Regions from separate parts of the Homo sapiens genome. Here region 2 is linked to region 1. The links are chromatin loops, found by intact Hi-C in ENCODE. Cell type or tissue: Calu3. All regions are shown on one strand. Links, peaks and the distances in the headings refer to the core of each region. The heading gives the core; the rest is flanking DNA. Region 1 has its middle 620 kb from the start of PRELID2. Region 2 has its middle 670 kb from the start of PRELID2.

Region 1 (9,827 bases), core at 822-8,821:
GTGAAAATGGAACATTTTTACCATGTTGGTGGGAATGTAAATTAGCACAGCCACTGTGAAAAACAGTGTGGAGATTCCTTAAAGAACTAAAAGTAGAACTACCATTGTATCCAGCAATCCCACTACTGGGTATCTACCCAGAGGAAAATAAATCATCATATGAAAAAGACTCTTGCACAGGCATGTTTATAGCAGCACAATTCACAACTGCAAAAACATGACACCAACCTAAATGCCCATCAACCAACGAGTGAATAAATAGAATGTGGTACATATATACTGTGGAATACTACTCAGCCATACCAGGAAACAAAATAATGGCACTTGCAGCAACCTGAATGGAGTTGAAGACCATTATTCTAAGTGAAGTAGTTCAGGAATGGTAAACTAAACATCGTATGTTCTCACTCATAAGCGGGAGCTAAGCTATAAGGTGGCAAAGGCATAAGAATGATAGAATGGACTTTGGGGAGTTGGGGGAAGAATGGGAGTGAGGTGAGAAATACAAGAGTACACATTGAGTACAGTGTACACTGTAAAATATTTATAATTTATTCCAAAGAAAAAATAATGTATCAATATTTGCTCATTAATTTTAGCAAATGTACCACAGTAATGTAAGATGTTAATAACAGGTTAAATTATGAAGTGGGGGTGAGGGGATAGAATGATATTGGAACTTCGTATACTATATGCTCAATTTTTATTTATTTATTTTCATTTTTATTTGTATTTTTTGAGACAGAGTCTCACTTTGTTGCCCAGGCTGGAGTGTGGTATGGTGATCTTGGCTCACTGCAACCTCTGCTTCCCAGGTTCAAGCAATTCTCCTGCCTCAGCCTCCCAAGTAGCTGGGACTGCAGGCATGCACCACCACACCCAGATAATTTTTGTATTTTTAGTAGAGATGGGGTTTTGCCAAGTTGGCCAGGCTGGTCTCGAACTCCTAACCTCAGGTGATCCACCAGCCTCAGCCTCCCAAAGTGCTGAGATTACAGGCGTGAGCCACCGCACCCGGCCTATATATGCTCAATTTTTATTTCAATCTAAAACTCGCTAAAAGAATATATTAATTTTAAAAATAAAAAATATTTCATAAAAGCTAAAACATCCAGTGGTGAAAATAAATTGTAATATGAAAAACTGGCCAATTAATGTGAAGAGAACAGGAAAGAAGAAAAAAAAAAAGATTTTAAAAGAGCAAGATAATGAGTTTAAACCTAACTATATAATAATTGCATTATAAGTAAATAATTTGAACTCTCCAATTCCTTGCCACCATGACTGACTGCTTCTCTGTAATTTTACATACTTTCTTATATGATTCCATCTACTCTTCTGGGTTAAATCCACTTGCATGATTGTAATACCCAGATTCTGAGTACTATCTCTAAAAGGAAGATTAGGTCATAGTCCTACTTAAAAACTTTATGTTGTATTAATAAAGAGAGGAAAGTACATTTTATTATACTCTCATGGAACCTCTAATAGCATATCATTGTTTATATTAATACTGCCAGAGCTTAATATACAATGAAAATTTCTCAGAAATCAGAGAATAGGTTTTATACGGATTTTCCCTAGGACTTTATATTAGGTGCTCAATAAATACTTGTTGGTTATTTTATCTACTAGTAAATGTATAAGAATCTCATTGCTGCAACTGGCCAGGTGCAAAAATTACAGACTCACAAGCTTTTTTATTTTGGCCCTCCAATTCTTGTAAAACTAGAAAGGAAAACAAAACAAAAATCTCTGACCTATAATCATGTCTTCTGGTAGAAGTGAAAATAAGTATATTATGCATGGTTGACTATCACTTTCATAAAATAAAAATTTATTTAAAAAAGAATTCACTCCTATAAATCTCTTACTTACAATCAGAAAACAAAATCCTTTTAATTATATGTCTATGTCATCAATTCAGGGATATGCATGTTCCTTACATTTCACTTAGTTTAATGCACTAGTATTAATTACAATTTAAGATTAACTCATTCTCCACAAAATCAAAGGTCTGAAAGAGAATAATTTTATTTATTTGCTTCATATTATCAGAAGTATTTACTACTCGAACAGTGAGCAAAATGGTTTACTATAAGGTTGAGGCTATTATTCATTTAGAATTGAGGTGAAGATACAATACTTTGTAGGCAAAAAAAGCAATTTAGTAAGACTGTTCCAGGCCGGGCGCGGTGGCTCACGCCTGTAATCCCAGCACTTTGGGAGGCCGAGGCGGGCGGATCACGAGGTCAGGAGATCGAGACCATCCCGGCTAAAACGGTGAAACCCCGTCTCTACTAAAAATACAAAAAATTAGCCGGGCGTAGTGGCGGGCGCCTGTAGTCCCAGCTACTTGGGAGGCTGACGCAGGAGAATGGCATGAACCCGGGAGGCGGAGCTTGCAGTGAGCCGAGATCCCGCCACTGCACTCCAGCCTGGGCGACAGAGCGAGACTCCGTCTCAAAAAAAAAAAAAAAAAAAGACTGTTCCATCTCATTTAGATTTCAATAATGTATTTTTATTAAATAATGGGGGAAAAAAACACTGTGAATGAAAAGGCATCAATAACCTCGTCCACTATTTTGGTTAAGGGAATTCAAAATGTAATTTTTCCCCAAGATTGCTGTTAACATCTGCCATTTATAGTCTTTTAGCATGGTGCTCTATGATTTTTAATGATTTGACTTCAAAAAAACAACAGTTACTCTTTTCTAATCAGAAAAGCAATACATATTTTTGTTACACAATTTGGAAAATGCAAAAACTATTAAGAAGAAAATGAAAATCGCCTGTTATCCTATCACCCTGAGGAGTTTTTGTAGCATTTCATGCATATGTATGTGTACTTTGCCACACAAGGATCATGCTGCATAGCAGCCAAGAATTCAAATGCCAGGAAGGTGACATCCACGAGTGCAACAGGTCAGGGGTAATGGTCAGGAGTGCTGCGGAGTGTGGCCAGCTGGAGAACACCTGCCAGGTCTAGGGTCCCAGCCTTCCCAACTCCAGCTGATTGCTGCTCCCAGGTGGTATGCCATGAATGCTACCCAATATCTAGGATTTTAGAAAGGACCTGAACATACAGTTGTTTAAAAGTAAAATATCCTAACTTTTAAATATTGGAAATGAATTTAAATAATTAACACCATGTGTGGCAAACTAAACAAATCTACAGACGAGATTCCACCAAGGAGTTCATCTACCACTTCTACATTTATGCCTTCCTTTCCTACCTTTTTCACTTCATTTTACCAACTGAGCATTTCCCACATCATTAAACAGTCTTTGTAATTGTAAACAATAACTTTTATGGAAATTCAGGATTATATAACAGGCATATGCCATTATTTATACTAACACATCCCTAATATTTGGAGATTATATTGTTTCCTTTCTGTTATTCTTACTAATGCTGTGATGAACATTGTTATACACGAACCTTTGTGTAAAACTCTACATCTGTACTATTAACTTCTAACAGGCACATTACTAGTTCAAAATACAGTGACATCTTAGAGGTAAATGTAACTAAATTGCTTTCAAAATCATTACACAAATTTCTAGTCCCACAGCAATGTTTTTAAGAACACTATACCTCTGGCAGCCTTAATATTATTTTGTATTATATTTTGTTTTTAATTGTAGAAATTTAACAGATGAAAATGACGTCTTAATGGCACTTTTTAATTTACTTAATAATGTTGGGGATTAGACTTTGAGCTAGGCACACTGAGAACATTTTTCTCTCTCCTGGAATTACTATATTTCATAAAACAATAACAACTTATGAGGAAAACAATTACCCAGACAAAACAGTTGTTCATTAATAATTACCTTACCATGAACTAAGTGTAAGTCACCTTGCCAGAATGCAGTTTAATATTTATACACATTCCATTTCTTTCATTTATTCAGCTTTGGGGACTGATTAAACCAAGAAACAGCTAAGGAAAACTACTATGTTTTTGAAGAGTAAATGACAATGCATATTTCAAAGCGTAAATTTCTCTTGCTTTGCAGGGCCAATACATTTCAGCAAAATTGGCTATAAAGTGAGTCATGTTTCCCTACAGATTTTTGATATAAAATCAGCAATATGTTGTTTTAGCAAGAAAAAAATGACAAACTTGAGTAACAAAAATAGCTTCAGTATAAATAAAGATTACCAGGTTGTGGCATGTTATATAGATTCATTTGTTCATTCAACAGATATTTGAGAGCCTACCATGTTCCAGGCCTCATGTCAGGGACTGTGGATTCAACAGACAGACACTAAGACTATATGTCATACCTTATAGCGCTTTTCTAGCTGCAAGTTCACGCCTCACCGGAGGGACTTGTGTCTCATGCAATGGGCCAACTTTGGTGTCATTTTGTCCCCAGTTTCCAGGATGAGTTGCCTTCCTCCTATGCTCCAATTGTGACGTATAATACAATTAACATGCAACGGTGCAGTTTGCAGGCTGTGTCTGTATGCAGTACATGTCATGTACTCATAGATGAAGAAGTTGATTTCATTAGGCACTCTATCATTTTGTAAATTTGATTTGGCTAAATAAATTTTCTTGTAATAAAGAATACTTTATCTTATCTAAGGACTTATTCCTAATGTTCCCATATTCGCCTGTTAGTACAAGACATTATAGATGCTGAGAAGTGAAAATGGTCAAGCTTTTATAGGCCCTGCTTTATGGGGCTTGCATTATATTAGGGGATTCAGACTCCCAAAAAAGTGAATAAACAAATTAATTAATTACATGTTATCATTTTAAGTGCTCTAAAAAGTAAGCCTACTTTAGGTGGGATAGCCAGAAAAAGCATTCCTGAGAATATTAAATGGTATTCAGGTGCCTCACATGTGAAGGCTGGGGGTAATGGTGTTCCAGATGGATTATCAAGTCCAAAGGTGCTGAGGCAGGACAAAAAAAAAAGAAAAAGACTGCTATACTTTTAAAACAAAGGGCCAGCATAGTTAGAGTACAATGGGAAAGGAGAGAGAGACAAGAAATGCATCAGGAGAGGTACATAGAGACCAGACTCTTCAGGAACTTATAGCTCATGGTAAGGAATTTAGACTTATTATAGGTGAAATGAAAAGCCACAGTAATAGAAAAAAAGCTGTAAAAGGCACACACAAAAATTCGATGGTGTTTGGGGGTAAGGAGTAGCACTAATGATTTCCCGGGACTGAAGTTGTAACAGAGACATAGGACTGACTAAATTTCACCAGTTGTAGTATAAGAATGGGTATTTTTTAAAGATAAAAGACAAACTATACCCAAGATTAAAAGAAAAGTTAGGCATGTTATGAACGAACAAAAGAACCGTAAGAGTATGTGAGTAGGTAGCATGTGACTGCACGAGAAAGACTTGCAGAACTTGTTTCCAGGGGAATGGGGGGCAGAGAAGTTTGCCAAGAAGGTGATGCAGAATATGAGCACTAGAATTGTAAAAGTCTCCACCGTAGGCAATACCTGTACAGGCAATTCTGCTGTGAACATATCCCCTGAGTATACTGAGAGATGTCTCTACACATATCAATACATACATGTATATATAATATCTGTTATATACATATATACACACACATATATCTATATCTGTTGATTTACCACATTGCATAGCAACCACACTGCAGAAATTTGAGTCAAGTTTGTGTTACTAAAACAAAAACATACCCTTTATACTACAACTACCAGATAATGGAGAAATATGTGTATTCACTCAGCAACACAAATATATACCAGGCTCACTGTACAATGATGAACACAAAAAGACTTGGTCCCTTTTTTCATGGGCCTTGTAATCTAATAAGATAGACAACCAAAAAATTAGACAAATAAATATAAAATTGCCTGCCATTGTGATAAATGCTTCACGGGAAAGTTACAAGGAGATACTGAGCATATATAACAGTGAGAGCTATACTAGACTGCAGGCGAGTAATGATTGACTTCCTTGTGTAAGTGACATCCGAGCTGAGAACTGTACAATGTGTAAAAGTAAAATAGGGAAGAGCAAGATTGTTGGAAAAGATAAGGGGACATGTGTTTCTTATAGCATGAGGAATGATTCTCTGAGAGACAAGAATACCAGAATAAAAAGAATAAAGAGAAAGGGGAAAGAACTGTGAAGGATGAGGTTGGAAGGATATATAGGGCCTATATTTTTATACATACATGGCAATATCAACTTTTACTGAAATCTTTTTCTGAACTATGTACCATTCTAAACATTTTACTTGTATTACTCACTTGAGACAAAACCTTATAAAGGAGGCACTATTATTTTCCACAGTTAGCTGATAAGGAAACAGAGCCCACAGAGATAAAGCTTCAGCTAGGAAATGGTAGAGCCAGGCTTTGAAGCCAGGAAATCTCTTTTCACAGTCAACTCTCTTCATCAGTACTCCATAAGGGCTTCTCCAACTTAGAAAACTACTGAAGAGTAGTGTCTGTGGGCTGCTGTTTATCACTCAACCTCTCTGTGCTTGTTTCTCCATGATGGACTAAACGCGTACAACAGTCTGACTTCTTGTGGGGATTTAAAAAATCAGTATACATAAAGCACTTAAAATAGTGCCTGGCATATAATGAGTAGTATAAGATGCCATTTAACATGTTACCTGTTGTTGTGGTGGTGGTTGTTTCTGTTGTTTTGGATAATAATATAAAGTTGGATGTGTGTGACTTGGTTTGATTTAAGTTTTCAAACAGTCACTCCAACTACATTGAGAAGAGTGGATTGGAGGCAGGCATGCAAGTAAAAAGAGGATCATTTATGAAGACACTCTATTGTCTAGGAATTAGATGGTGGTAGTATGGGCTAGGGTGGAAGAACTGAATATGAAGAGGATTGAATGGGGTGAATAAATATAAAGTGGTCAGGACTTGTTAAGAATTGGCCGCTAGGGAGGAAGACAGAGTTTGGGGTGTTGAGGATAGCTATCCAGGCTGGTGTGGTGCTTCTGTCCACTGAGGGTGGGAATAACGGATCGATACAGGTTTGGGGAAAAAGATCCCAAGTTTGATTTTGAATCTGCTGAGTTTAAAGACTTTGATATGTCTAAGAAGAGATATATAATTATCAATTTCTATACTGCTTAACTCTAAATAAAGGACACAAAGCTACTTACAAGGTACAAATTGATGAGTCCTATGTACCAGAAACTTCAGTGTATGTTTTACATGCCTTATTTCACAACAACCCATGAGTGTTTATTATTCCTCACGTTTTTCAGACAAGTGTTCACTTACCCTGGGGCCTCAATAGTCTTACTTCTAGTACTATCAGAAAATTTAGTCACAAACCCAGTGTAAGTTATCAGGCTAATTCTTGCATATAGCAGTAAACACATGGAGTTTACAGTGTAATGAAAAAGGCAAGCATTAAACAGGTGAATTAAACAGTGATGAGTGCTATGAAAAAAAGTTGAATGTGTTATAGGAATATGGAGTGGAAGATCTAGGTTCATCAGGCAGAGGAGAAATCAGGGAAGGCTTCCTTGAGGAAGTGACAACCAAGCTGAGACCTGAAAGACAAGAAGCATTTAGACATATGAAAGGGTTGGGTAGGGAGAAAGGAAGAATAATCAAGTAGGGAACATCAGGTTGTGTGAAGATTCAGATTCCATAGAGGATATGGCAGATCAAGGATCTGAAAGAATGTCAATTTGACAGGAGCAGAATGAAAAAAGTAAAAGCACAAATGTGGCTGAAGAGGTAGGTGGGGACTGGATTATATCAGACCTTACAGCCACTTGAGGGAGTCTGGACTTTTTCTTAAAGACAATGGGGAAGAAACAGTAAAAGATTTAAGATATTTTAGGAAATTTCTCTGCCTAGGGGACATCGCAGCTCCTTCATAGCTCCTTGCTATTTTGAAATAAGCAACTTACTTTTGATAGCCTTATTGGAAGGGAAAAGAGTAGGAACTACAAACTCCTTGTGGTTCTCTCTCTGTCTTTCCCTTTCTATTTTTGTATCTATCATTTCTCTACATTCTTATTACCTGCATGTTGCCTGCTCTTCCTTTTGGTTTTATTTTTTAAATGTTGCTATCCAGAGAAACACCTCCAATCTCTGTATGGATTCAGGTCTTTACCCTCTTCCATCCCAATTTCTGTGGTCCTTTCTCTATTATACCACTAGCAATAAAATTGGGACTCTTTAGTCTGAAAACATGTCTGTTTTCAGTCAAAAGAGAAAAGCCTGTTTGCTTGGTGAATGTCTTCTTTATTTTAACAAACTTGAGTCTAAACTGGCAAATATGGTTTTAAACATTAGGAAAATGTCGCATGTCATCTTAAATATCTAATGGAAGTCTAAACATGGTTAACACACACACATACACACACACACACACACACACTTTATTATTATATGTTGGCCATTCCTAGAATCTCCATAGAGTGTTTGGTCAAAATGTAATCAGCCCAGAGCACACCATTCTGGCTGTGACAGGAATTAAGCACGTGTCAGCATAAGCCATGAAACAATATACAATCACAGTTCAGAAATAAGCATTTATGGTATTGAATACTGTGAATGCAATCCCTCACATTTCTCTTTTCAATTATGAAAAATGCTACAGAAGTATGTTAAAGTAGTAGTGATTGAAATATGTTTTAGTTCTAGTTATTAACATAATTCTACCCAAGAAAAGTGGGCCTGCGAACCAAGAGCTTCTCCTTATATTTCCTCAAGTAGTAACACTTCTGAGTACCTGTACTTCTTTAATTCCCTTTTTGAGAAGAAACGAGACTAACTGTTGACCGTCACTTGGGGTAAGCCAAGAGGTGTTGTCTTCCCACTCTTACTTTACCACCAAGTCGCACAAACCCACAAAGATGAAACAGATGAAAATAGGGGTACATTTTCAAGGATTCTATGAATATTAATAGATATTAATATGGAAAAATTATTGGAAAATTAATATGAAAAATTATTAATATGGGAAAATATTAATATGGAAAATCGGAGTTCTGTGACCGTTGATGGCTTTCATTAACAGATATCTGAGTCACCTAAGCAGTCTTCAATCCCCTTGCCATGATAATTACTCAGGAGCCAAAAAGAGAGTGGGGGGGGAAGTATTTGATCTGCAGTTTACAGAACCATTCATGTTTATTAGAACTGACTTAGTGAATATTTTTATAGAATCTTGTATGAGGTTTTTATTTCAGTTACTTTTTTCTGTGTTAGGTGACTGAGTCAGACAAATGGAGGCTTAGAGCAACACTCTACTTAAACAGAGCTCTGGAGCCTTGACATAATCTGAAAACAGATGCAGGGTTGATCACAGAGGAGGGTCAACTCAGCTGGCAGTTTCCAGATGCAGAATAAAGGGGACAGATGGGACTCACCCTTCCATTGTCCATCTGACCCTGATGGGATGCTGACAAGAATGTTAATGCAGAAGTCTGTTCAGCTTCACTGCACCCTAAATTCATACTCATTTATATGAATTCCTATCTTAAGAAACAAAATAAGGCATCAATAGCTAGCATTCTGCCATCAGCCTTGACTGAAAGATAAGTTCTGCTGTAGTCTAGCCCAAAGAACTGGCCCATGCATGTGGACAGCCAAGGGTAAGTCTTGAAATCTTCCTTCAACCTCCTTCTTAGACCCTGGTGCCTTCCCAGACACTGGTGTTGGTCTGGGGAAGGTCAATCTCCATTGGAACACAAAGGTTTCATCTTACTCCAGGGTTATTTTTTGCATAAGAAAGCATTAAGCCTCTCAGATAATCCTGAACTTTAAACAACCGTGTCCAGTTTCTAGCAAATAGTAAAGGTTCAATAAAACTTATTCCATAATTAAACA
Region 2 (9,827 bases), core at 1,169-9,168, 57 kb before region 1:
ATTTTATAGAAAGAGAAAAAGAAGAGATAAAGACAGGTTCAGTAATTTGCTGAAGTTCAAACTACTAGAAAGTTATACAGGCTAATTTTGGGCTCTAGTAGTTTGACCAACTCTGTTAACCATACTACTATAGTCTCCTTTTTCAGTATTACTCATGTCTAATCCTGATAAGGAGTGAATAGCACATCCATTTGGTGAAGGAATGTGTTACAAGAAACTTGGATGATTGACAATAGCACCAGATGTTAATGCTATGGATTCTTCTTCCAAGAATGGAAACTATCTATTCTGAGATACACAGGGAATAAAGATAGATGTGAAGAGTCCAGGTGGTAATTAACACTCTCCCCACTACTTCTTTACCCAGACTTGCTCAGTTTCTGTTTTCTTAGATGAGGTTAAAAAAAATAGAATAAATCCTCCTTCATTCTGGTTGCAACATATTCTAATTTTAAGGGATCACAGGTTAATTAAATTGATTTAAAAACAACTTTTGGGTACTACCTCAATTAACCTTCCAGGTTTCTTCTCATTCTGCTCCCATTCAGCACTGTCAGTCTGCCAGGGCAAGGGGTTAGCACTCCTCACCTCCTCAGGTAGGAGGGGAGGGTGGGAAGTAGTATTTGCTCCTCAGTTTGATTAGTGGAGCTCATTAGCTGTCACATATAAGGCACTAGAGGTCCATCAGATGAGAACAGCAACACCAGTGACATTTATTACATGGCCATTGTTCACAGGCTGCTTAGAAACCAATTTCCATTCTTACAGATTCTGTCCCCAAAACAGGAGTTCTCCAGGATTCATAAGCAAGCCTGATCAAAATTCTGAGCAAAGAAAAGAAAAAGGAAAAAAAAAAAAAAAGGCCGTAAGATAACCAAAGCACAAAACCAGCCCTGAACACTTAAAGCAGAACTAAAGGAGTCAAGTCGTCAGTTGCTTTTCTTTTTGTTAGCTGAGCCTGGGTGTTGTTTACACAGTTTCAGGAGACTTGCTGTTCTTGTGTTTTCCTGCGATTTCACAAAGTGAATGGGTATCAAAGCTGTTTGGTTGATGGTCCTAACACAGTGGAAACCGACATTGGTTTTCTGAATTGATCACCATATGCTTATCTGTCTGTTTACCTTGCCTGTCCTAAAATGCTTCCGGACAACTGACTTGAAAGAGGACTTGGCCAGACCACACAGTGGGCAGATGTTTCATTTGCAAAAAGATCTCAGTGCAATGAGCCAGGAAATCCTCTGAAAGCATTTCTGCCTTTTAGCAGTGTGGGAAGGCACTTATTTTTTAAAACTTATAAATAAATATCAGCAAATGGCCCTTTTTCTAAATGATATATGGTTTATACAAAGAAATGGATGCTGAATGAATTCAAATTTTTTATAGAGCAAACTATAGTAGTGCAATCCTTTAAACATTGCGTTGATTTCTCATTTGCCCCCAGTGTAGCTGACTTAGTTTCCTTATGTACAATATGAGTGTATTGCACGGTATTTGTAGTCTTTTCTGGCTTGAAATTATTTACCTTTACGATTATGGGTAGTTTCGGACCCACCTTTTTTCTATTATTTTGCGTAACACTCACTCCAACCCTATGAGCTAGGTATTATTATTTCTCCCATTTACAGAGGCATCCACTGAGGTACACTGATGTGAAGTCACTTACTTGCCCAAGGGTACACGGTTAAGTGCTGAAGGCAAGGGGTGAACTCCAGTGGGAGATGTCAGATCCTGCTGGTTTATGCATTCTGCTGCTTCCCAGATCCTCTTTACCTCTAACAATCTATGATTCAAACCTGCAAATCTTTGAGGCAATAAATTGCCAGTTTTCTTTAAATTACTTTAACTTTTGTTTTGCCTGAGGGGTTTTTAACCAAAAACAAAATTCACAATTTATTCCCTGGTCTCCTCCATTCACTTCTGTCTACATAGGCGGTGGCAGTGGCACAAATCCTTAGGATCTCAGGACCACCCACTACACCTGGTTTCTTCTTATATCTCTGAAGAGCAGAGAACTGAACCAGGAACTAATAGGCATTACTGCATTACTTGTAAAGATTTCAAGGAAGTATTTTTAGCTTGGAGGAAAGGTGAGTCAAGAAGTAAAATTTCCTGATAAATATACCTCATAGCAGAGGTTTTCAAACTTGGGAAGGTGTTAGACTCGCATGAGGAGTTGTTAAGCCCATGTTCACAGTCCCTCTCATGGAGACTGATTCAATGTGGGGCTCAGCCACATGAATTTTTATTATGCTTTGAAGGTGATTCTCATGCAACTAGATAAGGTTAAAGAAAAGCTGTCCCAGAGACTCTCTGGAAGGTAACAGCAGAAGAGACAGTTGTTCTGAAAACATTTCCATGGTGTTGTCAAAGTCCTCCCAAAAATTCTTACATTCCTAAGTTTAAATTCAAGGCTGATGTACCCATATTCCTTCTTACCTTCTTTCTCTACTTGGCTATCTCCTAGTTATCTTATATTTAACAGCCAAATATAGAACGTTTTATTTTTTCCCCTGAATGTTTTCCTCCTTCACATGTTCCCCATTCCAATAAATAGCATTGCCAACCACTTGGTTATTAAAATAGTAAATCAGGGCGTCATTCTTGTCTACTCTCTTCCTGCTCATACTTTCGCTTTCCTACTTTCCATCCCTTCCTCTAACTTCTAATCTATTAGCAAAACCCTTTTGTTCTACCTCCAAAATATCTTTTTTTCTTTTATTTTGTTTTTTTCTTTCTTTTCTCCATTGCCGCTACCATCATCTTAGTTCAAGCCAACACCAAATCTCACCTGAATTTCTGAAGTAGTCTTCTCGCTGCTTCTGATTTGACCTCGCCAATTGATCTTCCACAGAGCAGCCAGTGATTTTTAAAATGTATTCATCACGTCTCACTTGAAACACTCTAATGGCCTTTTATTGCAAATGGAATAAAATTCACACTTCTTATCATGCTCTGCAAGTTCACACCTGGCTACATCCTGCCTAGCTCCAGACACATCAGCTTTCTGGGAGTGTGTAGGTTGAGCTTTCCCCCTGCCCGGGGCTGTTGTGCTCACAGTCATCTGCCTACAAGGTTTTCCTTTTGAATCACTCCTTCTGTTCCTCTAGATCACAGTTAAATTGTTACCACATGAGAGAGGCAGCCCCTGACTTCTCTAGACACCCCCTACCTCATTTGTCTCATCCACAAAGCTATTTGTATTTCCCTCATAGCGTGTATCACTATTAAAATGATTTATTTGTTAATTTCCTGCTTCTCCTAATAGAATGTAAGCTCCCTGGAGTTAGCAACTTCATCTGCCTTGGTCTGCTTTGTACCTCAATGCCTAGCTACACACCTTGGCACTTAACAAAGACCTCATAAATATCTGTTGCATTTAAATCAGATATTAGTAAGTTGTTTGAACATTTCCTTCTTTGCAAAATGGAATTATTATGGATATAGGTATCATTCTTCTGGAAGGTATAATTGATCTGGAAAAAGAAAAGGGTCAATTTGTGTGTGGGGTGTTGCCTTTGTTCCTGAAAGTTCCACATAGAAGAATCTTTTAAACTCACATTGACACCATCCATGCTGATTTTGTCTGATCAGAGAGTATTTCCTAACTCACGGCTTTCTCTTCTCAGACAAAAGACAGCTGTTTTCCTGATTCATGGCCCAACCCACTGTGCTCATGGCGGCCCTCCCAGCATGGCTATGGAGGGTCCATTGAACATAATGAAAGGCGCTCAGCTCCAAACAATTACAAAAACAAATGATGATGAACTGCTTCATGCCCTCCTCTGCTGTGTAACTCCTCATCTGCTGTTAGCTTGAAAAGCATCCTGTGGTAGAAATGTGATTGCACTTTCAACAGTCAGACAAAGAAAACACAAGTGGCTTCCTCCAAAGGCTACAAAGAGGGTAATTCTCTTTGTTTAAGTGTTAGACACAAATTAAGTTCAAATTCTCTCAAACAATAAAATGCTACTTTTTTTTCTAGAGCTCATATTTTAAGATTTGCTTAAATATGACTCTCTTTGAAGGTTTATATTTAACCACTTTGCATTTTGAGAGAGAGCTAACTAAGCATGCTCTGCCTCTAAGCCAAAGAGGTTGAGTCAAAAAATAGCAATTAAGAATAGTCTTTGTGTTCGGAATTACTTTTTGGTTGTTGTTATCTTGACCCAATGCATTTTTTTCTTCATCTGCTAGAACATCTTGATTTTGCTTTGGCAAATAATTCTTCCAAAACTCTTAGTCCAAGTGATTTAGCTGGGATAAATCCACCCTGGGTACAAGAATGGAAACAATTCATAAGCTGCATCTATCAGATTGTCTCTCTCTGGAATTTTCATCTTGCTTGGAGTAACTCAAAGGCTGAAACAGTAATATGTGATGGTGAGTCCAAAAGAGATTGTCCATTTGTTTTTGTTACTAAAGCTCCCAGAGGCCCCAGTTTCATGTGCTTTCAGAGACCTACTTCTTAAGCCTCTCTTTCAATTGTATGAGCTATTCTATGTTCTTAAAATTCTTTTAATTATCTGTTGATACATAACATAACACTTCTGAGTTTAGTGGCAATGATTTTATTAAACTTATGGTTCTATAAGTCAGAAATTGGGACACAGCACAGAGGGGATGGCAGGTCTTACTGGATGGCTTGATGAGTTTAAGTTCTGGCTATTAGCTGGATTCCTCACTTCCTCTCCACATCACATCTATTGGGTCTAGAATATATAAGATGGTTTCTTAATTCACATAACTGGCATCTTGGCAGGGTTGGCTGGAATAGCTGGGGCTGTCTGGCCATCTCTTTTTCTCCATATGCCCCCTCACATGATGAGTTTGCCTTCCCCACAGCACATCAATTCACAGAATAGTCCAACTTCTTACATAATGGTTGACTTTCATTCAAGCAGGTGTACCAAAAGTCCAAGGTGCAAAATCTCTTCTAAGTATGCCTCAGCAGTCAAATAGCCTTTATTTTGTTGAACTGCATTAGTTACAAGTGAGTCACAGAATGAGTCCAGGTTAAAGGGGAGATAACTTCACAAGAACATGAGTAGTTGGCAATGTGGTTCTTTCAGGTGTCTTTGGAGACTATCTAACACATCAGTAAATTCCTTTGGAACTTCAGTTTTGTTTCTTACAACTACATGACTCCAATTTTCCCAATCCATACCATGTTTTGGGGAATCTGTGATAGTGTTTCTCAGATTTTAAATTTCACATAACGAAACTAAAAATATTGCATCCTTACATTGGGTTATCACTTTTGAATTTTGCAAGTAAAAATATTAAAATATATATAATCTATTATCATTTAGTAAACAAAAGGAGATTTAATACTAAAATGTAGGGGAACCTAAACTCATAATGAGGAATAATCTGTTCATTTCTTTCTTTTAGGAAAAATGAACAATAAACAATAATCAGCTCATTTATTTCTTTTAGAAACAATTCTTGTATTGTATTGTATTGTATTGTATTGTATTGTATTGTATTGTATTGTATTGTATTGTATTGTACTGTATTGTATTGTATTTTTTGAGACAGGGTCTTGCTCTGTCACCCAGGCTGGAGTGCAGCGGTGAGATGTTAGCTCTCTGCAACCTTCACCTCGGGGGTTCAAGCAGTTCTTGTGCCTCAGTCACCCAAGTAGCCAGGATTACAGGCATGATTGCCACCAAGCTCAGCTAATTTTTGTATTTTTAATAGAGACGGTGTTTTGTGATGTAATTCATGTATTTTAAATGGAAAAAACAAGCTTTCTGAAAAAACTCATATTTTCTTTCTTACATTGTTTAGAACAGTGGAAACTTTTTCTCTGGTTAGCAATAGTCTGCTGAAGTACTTTGGAAAACTAGAAGTGAAATGCCAAAGTGCATGATCCTTACAGGTTACCACAAGATAAAGATACAGATAAAGTCACAAGGATACAGATAAAGGCACTAGATACAGATAAAGGTACAAGGAGAATGGTGGTGTGGGAAAGCCATAATGGAGAAGGCAGGGAGGCAGAGGAGGCAGGAACTCATTAAGGGTGGGAGAACAAAGAAGATGACAGAAAGGAAAAAGGACAGATATTTGTTGAAATTTGCTAATGCCAGAAGTTTTAGATGTATTTAATTTAATCTTCATCACAGTACTCTGATGTAAGAATACATGCCCCATTTAAAGATAAGGAAATAAGTTCAGAAAGCTTGAGCAAAGTCCTCAAGCTGTTAAGTGGCTGAATTAGGACGTGGATCAGGTTTGGTCTGAGGCCAAGGATTATTCCACAGTAATGAAGAATCCTGGAAGTGAGTTAAGCATCCAGACGTACAATGAATATGTAAGATACGTGAACTGAGCATCTATTGTGGTCTAGGGACAGAGGCTACAATAATGAAAAAAGACAGACATGTTTACCTCCAGGAAATGTGTAGTTTAGCATTGGATGATAGACAATGTAGTAGTAGTTACATGGCATTGTGATGAGTGCCATTGGGGAATGTGGAATCAGAATTCAAGAAGCTTTTAGAGCTAATCAGTGGTCCTCACTCTAATCAGGAGAGTCAAGAAAGGCTTCCCAGAGGAAAAAAGTATATATAGAGGTTAGCTAGGTGAAGAAGGAGTGTCTTTGGTGGGGCTGCAGGAGTCATAGGAAGGGGCTTTTCTGGAAAAATGGAGAAATCTGGAGCTAAGAAGTGGCAAGATAACTTTGAGGAGCTCCATGCAATTCAGTATGGTGAGAGTTAAGTGCCCGAGAGCCTGGACTAGTGGACATGGAGCGTTAGGCAGGTACTAGCTCAAGACAGGCTAGGGAACCATGATTGTTTTCCATTCTGTCTAATGCTGAAAGTGGGAGGTGTGCTGTTGTTTTGCTTTTGCTGCAAGGACTCCTTTTGACAGCCCATAAAGCAATGATGGATGCCAAAAATAATACTTCTCGGCTTTTGTCACCTTGCTATATATTTTCCATACATTCTTAAGGGAAAATTTGAGTCACCAGCCATTAATAAACTTATAAGTATACTTGAGTGGTTCTGAGAAGAGCCGGTTATCTCCATTTCTTTGTCTCAGATTTTTGGTGAAATATTTTAATGTTTGCATGACCTTTAATCAAACATACTGCACTAGATCTCAGTAAATTACTGCCTTCCTGTAAGTACTGTGGGCAGCGGCAAGGGGGGAGGGGAGGAACATAAAAGTACCATTAAAAAAAAGTCATCTTTTCATTTTTTTTTCTCCATGCAGTTTTTATTCCTGCCAGTCAAGAGTTTCTCTCTCTCTCTTTTTTTTTTCTTGTGCCTATGGAAATTAGGCAGGCTTTTATTAGCAATAAAAAACTTCCAAGTTATCTTCTTTCTGGGTCTAATGTATTTCCTACAGCCCTTCTCAGGCTATAAAAGGATTAAGTTCCTTGAAATCTCTAGTTCTTAATCATCACTAGCTCATTAACATCACCCTTCTCTGATGGGCAGTGACACTGACCCAAAAACCAGGGTATATCTTCAAGTAAGTTTCTAAGTGAAGAAAACTAAACACTTTTTTATTAGATGCTGGTCAATCTAACTTTAAGGAATAAGAATTGCGTTCCTCTATTAGCTAGGACTCTTTTGGTTTCAAGTGATAGAAATCAACTCAATCTGGCTTAAGCAAAAAATATAAATAAAGAAATAAGGACATTTATCGGTTTTGACAATGAGGGAATCCAGGAGTGCTCTGGCTTCAGGTCTGATTGGGTCCAGGCCCTCAAATTATAACACTAGAGCTTATATCCCTATCTTCTGGGTCTGCTTTGCTCTGTGTTTGCTTCAATTTTAGAATGTTCTAACCATGTGATGATTGTATTGTGGTCTATGGACACAATATTCTTACTTGCTGGCATAGAGCTTGTGAAGGTAGAATTTGCATCCACTGTCTTAGAAATTATATAGACTAAGAGGTAGTAGGAATATCTTGGAATATCAAGATTTTATTACCAGAATAAAGGGGAATAGACAACAGAGAGGAGGAAATGACAGATTTCCCTATACAATTACTTTTTTAAAGTAGTTTTAGGATTTATGATACATAAAATACAATAAAACCATCCTTTCATTTCACAGACAAGACAAGGCCTCATAATTCAGCCATTGTACTTTTGAGGTCCCAGGATTACAGATGCTGTGATAGATTCATGTGTAGAGTTCTACAGGTTTCATAGGAGAATTTTCTCTAAATAGAGCAAGGTTATTAAATAATGCAGTAATTACTTTGTCTCATTTTTCTTAGCCACATTGCTAATATTTTCATAAGGATGATATAGTTCTGATTTGGGAAGGAGAAAAGTCCAATAAATCCCAACTTTCCAGCCCAATTACATTTCCTTTAGCAGCTTTTCTGTGCCTAAAAGGAATCCATTATCTTTTGCCTCATTAAGCACGTCTACATATAACACAAGAGCATTTTCTGGTAAGTGTACCTAAAACTCCGCAGGATGTCCATCAAGACCCGAGGTTCTGCCTGTAGAGGGATGCATAATGGTTCATTTTAGCTTTACTGGAGTGACAGGCACTTTATTGTCGTCATTACTCATTGAAAGACTGAACACTCAAAATATTGCCATTTCTGCAGCTTAAGCAATACCAAAGGGAAGTTGGATTCTTCTTATTAAAAACAATGTAACGCCTTCATAATAGTCTTTGACTTAAATAGGTGTCTGTATCCTATGGCATAACACAATTGATGTTTTAAGGTCTTCACTTACAGGAAGCAAAGACTGTCTCCCTATACTTCCCTAAATTTACGATGCACAACCATGTTTATTGCAGCACTATTTGCAGCACTCAAAATTAGAAAGCAGTCTAAGTCTCTATCAACAGACAAATGGATAAAGAAAATATGGTACATTTGCACAATAAAGTACTATTTGGTCATAAAAAAAGAATGAGATCTTGGCATTTATAACAACATGAGTAGAACTGGAGGTCATTATGTTAAGTGAAATAAGCCAGGCACAGAAAGACAAATTTTTCATGTTCTCACTTATTTGTGGGAGCTAAAAATTAAAGCAATTGAACTCATAGAAATAGAGAGTAGAACAGTGGTTACCAGAGGCTGGATGGTGTAGTGAGGAGTGAGTGGGAGAAATGGGGATAGATAATGGGTACAAAAATAGAGTTAGACAAAAAATAAAATAAAATCTAGTATTTGATAACATAACAGGTGACTATAGTCAACAATATTTTCTTGTATACTTAAAAATAACTAAGTATAATTGGATTGTTTGTAACACAAAGAAAGAATAAGTGCTTGAGGTGATGAATGTCCCATTTACCCTGATGTGATTATTATGTACTGCATCCCTGTATCAAAATACCTCATGTACCCCATACATATATACACCAGGATCCATAAAAATTTAAAAGCTGAAAAAAATCGGCCAGACATGGTGGCTCCCACCTGTAATCCCAGCACTTTGGGAGGCTGAGGTGGGCAGATCACCTGAGGTCAGGAGTTTGAGACCAGCCTGGCCAACATGGTGAAACACCATCTCTACTAAAAATACAAAAATTAGCCAGGCGTGGTGGCGGACGCCTGTAATCCCAGCTACCCGGGAGGCTGAGGCAGGAGAATCGCTGGAACCCAGGAGGCAGAGGTAGCAGTGAGCCAAGATTGCATCATTACACTCCAGCCTGGATGACAGAGCAAGACTCCATCTCGAAAATAAATAAATAAATAAATAAAACTTAAAAAATTAATTAGTTCTTGTTTATTATATAATTGAGTTAGAGAAAGAGCTGAAGGCTACCGATTCTGCAACCTTCCCCACTGATTCCTTCAAGCAGAAAATTGGTTTCACTAATAAACAACAATAT

What was found. Hi-C counts contacts between places; a loop is a spot of excess contacts. Peaks named below come from ENCODE experiments on the same cell type or tissue, not always from the same donor. Only the 100,000 strongest peaks of a DNase experiment are listed, where the experiment ranks them.
Region 2: it touches region 1 in a loop (2.2-fold over the local background); 2 of 110 quality-filtered maps call a loop at or near these places.

What each region holds. Positions count from the first base shown.
Region 1 is chr5:145,215,298-145,225,124 of GRCh38, forward strand. No RefSeq gene overlaps it. Among named protein-coding and RNA genes, the nearest start is that of PRELID2, 620 kb to the right of the region's middle. In Calu3, for the core only: no CTCF peak of the experiment used is centred there; a DNase peak (open chromatin) is centred at 5,404.
Region 2 is chr5:145,157,860-145,167,686 of GRCh38, forward strand. No RefSeq gene overlaps it. Among named protein-coding and RNA genes, the nearest start is that of PRELID2, 670 kb to the right of the region's middle. In Calu3, for the core only: no CTCF peak of the experiment used is centred there; no DNase peak of the experiment used is centred there.